2 separate regions of the Mus musculus genome follow, and region 2 is linked to region 1. Evidence: chromatin loops called from intact Hi-C (ENCODE). Cell type or tissue: gastrocnemius. All regions are shown on one strand. Each heading gives the region's core, and the rest is flanking DNA. Links, peaks and the distances in the headings are about the cores only. Region 1 overlaps Llgl1 (LLGL1 scribble cell polarity complex component). Region 2 overlaps Alkbh5 (alkB homolog 5, RNA demethylase).

Region 1 (2,916 bases), core at 227-2,726:
CAGGGAGGAAATGCATCTGGGTGACGGTGGCTGCGTCCCGATGTAGGCCTGTAAATTCCACTCCGGGTGCACCATAGCTAAGGTAACTTGTCAAGAACAAACGTGCAGACAAGCTAGGACAGTCAGACAGGCTCTGCCCATCCAGGAGTCCGGCAGTCTCCTGATGACCCCCACTTCCTAAAGCAACTCTGCTCCTGTATCTGAGGTGCCCACAGAACCCACACAGCGCCCCCAGTAGGGTACTGATATAGGTTTTCAAGCCCTCATCTGTACAGCAGGCCAATGACTCAAACCAGAAAGCTGGTGCCAATGGAATAAGACTAATCACCTGCTCAGCACTGTGGCTCCGGCATGGTACACACGAGGCCGCGGATTCACCTGCACGGACCAAGCGCCTTGCAGTAGAGGTTAACGGGCCTAAGCAGAACAGAGCAGTGCCAGATCAAACAACTCTTGACCATGGTCAAGAACCCCAAGCTCCCTTCAGAGCAGGTAGCCAACAGCTTCCACTACTCAGCTTCCAGATGAGCACAGACTAGAAGACGGGAGACCTGTTTGAACAAGTGCCCCGAGACCCAGAAACTCCAGGACTGATGGAGGCCAGCAAAGCTGAAAGGGCCCAAGAGAGCTAAGAGATGGGTCAGTGATGTTGTCCCAGTGACAAGGAAGGAGCAGTTGCCTGGATATTGAGCTGGGACTCCCTGAAGAGGCTGGCAAGGATGACAAAGAGAGGACAGGGGCAGCTGGCAGGAAGCACAGTCTCCTGGGAGATGAGACTGCCCTGCAGGGGGAAGGGAGGCTCTAGAGACCAACTGTGGCACTTTCCAGCCTCAGTTTCCCAACCTCAGGAGTTCATGGCTACAGGAATTGAGAGGAAAAAGGGAAGAGAAGGAGGATCTAGCTTTGGCTTCCTCATGTATACTAAGCACGAGGGCAATACCCACAAGGACAGCTCTAAGCACCTGGCAGTGTAGACCATGGGCAACTCTGATATGGACACCTTTGATGTGGATACCTCTAACCCAGTACAAGGTCACAGCAAGTGGAGTAGCAGCATAGCATCCACGGGTCTTCGAATGGCAAGCAGCACTCATCTTGGTAACTGTCCCACCAAACACCCAGTGGCCCACAACAGAGGGAAGGACATCCCCTCCAGCCACACTCCCTGACAAGGGACATTACCTCATAAACCACGAGCCACATTCCCACCCCAACCTAGTGCTCCAGCTCTTGGTGAGCAGGTGGAGGGGCACCTTTACCAAGCTGCTTCTAGCCAGACTCTGCACCTCAAGTTTTCCTGAAGGCAGGTTAGGGTGCTATTTCCAGAGTAAGGAGACATTCAGCAGCCTGTTGCCCCACCCCCACCCTGGACTACAGGAAAATGCCTGCATTGTACAGCTCACTCAGCCCATTGTATGGCATCGGTGTCCAGATGGGGGCAGTGTTGCGCTCACCATGCTGAGCCTGGCACTGCCCTCCCGCCCTGGGTTGAACACATGGGGTCTTCGTATTTGTGTGTGTGTGTGTGTGTGTGTGTGTGTGTACACATGTACTCTTTCTCTCATCAGGGCTCACAGGCCACCCCTAACTGCCCCAGTCACAGCTGCCAAGATGATGGTAGGATTACCTAAGAATTGGTAGGCTGAAAGGCAGCAAGGGACAGCCATTGTTACTGCAAACCGACCTCCCCTCCAATCACCCATCTCCCAACCAAAAGACCCTCTCATTTCCGAAAGGAGTCATCACAGGCACACAGGCACAGCGACCTCTTCAGAAGCCCCAACAAGCACAGCTGTCTCCATGAAGCACCTGCCATGCTAAGACTCCAGCATGAAGTGAGCAGCACCTCAGAAGCAAAGGATACATCTTGACGGCCCCAGATCTGGTGCCGATGGCCATGATGCGGAGCTCAGGATCGAAGGCCAAGGCGCTGGGCTGATTGGGGAAGCCATGCTCCACAGTCTATGAGGGAAGAAAGGGTTCTATGGGCAAAATACCCTGGGGCTTCTGCTTCTAATTGGCCCAGAAGGTGCTGTCCACCTCCCCACACGGAGAGCCGGAAAACAGGAATCCCAGCACCATCAGAGGTGGGGATAGCACCTGGGACCTGAGTATTGTCCATGTCGATGCTGGTGCTACCTACCTGCTTCTCCGCTCTTTGTGAGGCCAGGTCCTTCCCTATACACTAAGTTCCAATACGTACTCCTTCCTTTGGTGTGACTGTGCCTCTTCCCACTGGCCCACCCATGCACAAGTGTGGTTGGGACATGAATACCTTCATGAGGTGTCAAATATGGACTGGTAGCACATGGCTATAATCATAGCATTTGGAACGCTAAGACAGGAGGATCCCAAGATAGAGGACAGCATGGACCACATGATGTGATGACGTCTCAGAAATAAATACATAAATAAAAGAGGCCATCTACATGGAGCTAGCCATCGGGGAGGGAGAGGTGGGGTGGCAGGGTCTACACAAGCAGTCTTGGGCTGATCACAGTACTCCATCCAGCCTGCTTACACTTAGCAGTGACAGCAAGCCATCCAAGAGATCAGGGCCACCAACCAACCGACCAACCACGGCAGTTGGCTCGGGAATTCCCTTTCCCACAGAACTGCCATGCCCTGTCTAGACCTGACTTCCTCTAGTTAGCCCCAGGCTTAGCGTTCCGTGTCCAAGAGACACCAGAACACGACAGCACGGTAAGTCCCCACAGTCCTTAGTGGGCACCACCAGACTCGTTTTATGGAAGAGGCTAGATCCCTATCTAGTGCCTACCCTTTGCACCCCAACTCCAATCAATCCCTGAGCTCTACTGTCTTACTTCTAAGACTCACAAAAGTAACCCTTCCCACACCCTGCTCCAGGCCCACCCAATGCCTGCCTGGACCAGTGCTCAGTCACCGGTGGAAACC
Region 2 (2,916 bases), core at 331-2,830, 140 kb after region 1:
TCAAGATCCAAGACAAGGAAGGCATCCCAGTTGACCAGCAGAGGCTGGTATTTGCCGGCAAACAGCTGCAGGATGGACGCACCCTTTCCAACTACTACATCCAGAACCATTCCACCTTGTACCTGGTGCTGCGTCTGCGAGGTGGCATCCTTGAGCCCTGCCAGTGTCAGCTTGCCCAGAAGGACAAGTAACAAGATGATCTGCTGCAAGTGCTACACATGCCTGCACCCTCGTGCAGTCGACTGCTGCAAGAAGTGGGGCCATACCAACAACCTGCACCCCCAAAATAAGGTCAAATGAAGATGAGGTCATAGCTGGAGTGACCCTGAGATCAAATAAAGTCCCCTTCCATCAACTGGAAACAAAGTATTTTATTTATTCTTCCTAGTGTATGCACATGAGTGCACCTGTATATGCATACATGTATGATGTGGGAGTGAGGCACATACAGACAACTTGGTGGACTCAGTTTTCTTTCTCCTACCTTTTCCTTGGGGTTCTGGGGACCAAACTCAGATCATCAGACTTGGCAGCAAGTGTCCTTACCTGTTCAGCTCTCTCTGTTTCCCTGGCTCTAGGATAGCTACCTGTGGCTGTGAGCAAGACTTGGGTATATCTACTGGGAGGGTGGCTTTGAGGCTGTAAGAACGGGTGCTATATAATCCATTCCTGTCTGTGATTCCAGGTTCTAACACACTGCCTCTGCCATCTCCTTCCATTTCCTCACTGTAGAATGGGCGCAATATTCCTCTATTAGTTAATACTGTGAGTTGTCTGTGCAGGCAACCCTTCCTTTTATGCCACACTCATTTTGTATATGTGAATTGTTCATTGTGTGTTTCTGTGTCTCTGTGTGTGTGTGTTGTTGTTGCTGTTTTGAGATAGGGTTTCTCTGTGTAGCTCTGGCTGTCCTTGAACTTGTTTAGTAGACCAGGCTGGCCTTGAACTTAGAGATCTGCCTGCCTCTGCCTCCTGAGTGCTGTCAGCTAAAGCCTATGGTTATTTTACAGAGGAAGACACTGAAGCCAGAGAGGATGCTGCTTGTTCCCGACAGTTGTAGAATTAGGATTTGACTCTAAGTGTGGTGTTAAAAATTGTAAGAATTGAATGGGGGCTGGAAAGATGGCTCAGTGGAAAGAGTGCTGACTGCTCTTCCAGAGGTCCTGAGTTCAATTCCCAGCTACCATGTGGTGTCTTACACCATCTGTAATGAGAATGATGCTCTCTTCTAGAGTGTCTGAAGACAGCAACAGTGTACTCACATACATAAAATAAATCTTAAAAAAAGAATTAAATATGATAATAAAGAAGGGAAATGTGATAGGCGTCCAGCTTCGAGAGGAAACATAGGAGCTATATAGCATACCCTAGGAAGTCAGTACTAAGAAGCACCCCTAGTAACTCAGGAGAGCCCAGGCCCTGTAAGAGAACCTTGAGCAATTCTACCACTTGAGATGTGATAGGTGCACCCTTCTCTCTAAGGTGGGGTGAGGTCAACATTGCAGGCAATCTGTTCACAGCTCATGGATCCCTGATGGCATCTGCTTGTCTTCAGGTTGTATGCCTTTAAGCAAGTATAGCCACAAATACCCTGGCAATGTAGAACAGAAGCAGCGGGCAGCCTCAGGCAGATCATGTGATCTCTGGGTACTTAGTTCCATCCATATGCAGGACTGGCTGATCTGCTTGCCACCAGGAAATAATGCCATCGGGGCTCTGCTGCCACACTGAGGACACAGGGAGAACTGCAGCAATGCATGTCTGGTAAAGAGTTGGTGGATCTCAAACTGGGCTCCTGCACCCACAATAGATTTGGGGCCCTCAGTTCCCTGGCTATACAAGTCCTCATCCTCGTTGCTTGACAGTGCAGTGACTCCTACTAATTTTGACTCTTCACAAGAGCTCACCAGACCAGGTTCCTCCTGCCAAAAGCCCACAAATAACACCCAGGAGTATCCCACACTAGCTGCAAAATTCAACTAGCAAATCTTGTTTAAGAGGGTGTAATTCAGTGGTAGTGTGCCTGCCCAACACACCAAGTCCTTTGTTCAATTCCTAGCACCAAAATAATATGGCGTGTGTGTATATATATCAGATGCATTCTCACAAACTTCCTGTGTCAGTTAACATTGGAATTCAGAGTACAGGACTTAGTTTTACTGGGGTTTTTTTGTTTGTTTGTTTGTTTTTCCTAGCATTCTCCCTGTTCTGAGTTTGGTCCCCAGCACTGAAGGAGGGGAGAAATAACTATACAGAATTGAAATTATATTAAAAACAAAGGTACTGATATTCCAAAGTAAGGCTTTTTGTTGTTCACCGCATTTACTGTTCTTTTCACCCAGAACCCGTGCTCTTCTGCATGTTTTCCCAGTGCGGGCATTACCAGTGTATTTATTGTTACCTAGGGTCTGCGTTGTCTGTGTGGATGGTGCTGGGATTGAACACACGTTAGGTAAGCTATCTATCCAATCCTATGCGATTCCCAGCAGACAAACAATAACTGAAAAGCCAGATTCCAAACAGAAACAAGAGTTTTAATGATCTCCAGCAACCACATGGGACAGCTTAGTCTGTTAATCCTAGCTCCCTGGGGTGCTATTCTCTCTTCTGGGTCCTCAGGCACCTGCCTGCATGTGCATGAGCCCACACCAGACAGACCACAGTCAAGTTAAAAAAAAAAAAAAAAAAAAAAAAAACTCAAACAGGTGAAATTAATTTAAATAATGTATTTTATTTAACTCAGTATGTCCAAAATAGTATTTCAACATGTAATCAATATAAAGTTATCAATTATATATTTTACATTCTTTTTAATACTAACTTCAAATTCTGGTGTATAAAGCATATCTCAATTGAAACTAGCCATATTTCAAGTGCTCAAAAGCCGGAGTCCAGTGGTTCCAGATTGGACAGCAT

The links. A loop is a pair of places that touch in the nucleus more often than their neighbours do. Peaks named below come from ENCODE experiments on the same cell type or tissue, not always from the same donor. Only the 100,000 strongest peaks of a DNase experiment are listed, where the experiment ranks them.
Region 2: a loop joins it to region 1, with 3 times the contacts of the local background. A loop is called at or near these places in 5 of 42 quality-filtered maps.

What each region holds. Positions count from the first base shown.
Region 1 is chr11:60,701,830-60,704,745 of GRCm38, reverse strand. Llgl1 (LLGL1 scribble cell polarity complex component) reads right to left here. Exons shown (of 21, transcript NM_001159404.2): 2 at 1,865-1,962; 3 at 1-77. Among named protein-coding and RNA genes, the nearest start is that of Llgl1, 3.6 kb to the right of the region's middle. In gastrocnemius, for the core only: a CTCF peak has its summit at 1,433 (motif pointing right); a DNase peak (open chromatin) is centred at 1,447.
Region 2 is chr11:60,558,308-60,561,223 of GRCm38, reverse strand. It overlaps Alkbh5 (alkB homolog 5, RNA demethylase), which reads right to left. Exons shown (of 4, transcript NM_172943.4): 4 at 2,712-2,916. It also overlaps the pseudogene Gm12628. Among named protein-coding and RNA genes, the nearest start is that of Alkbh5, 22 kb to the right of the region's middle. In gastrocnemius, for the core only: no CTCF peak of the experiment used is centred there; a DNase peak (open chromatin) is centred at 1,695.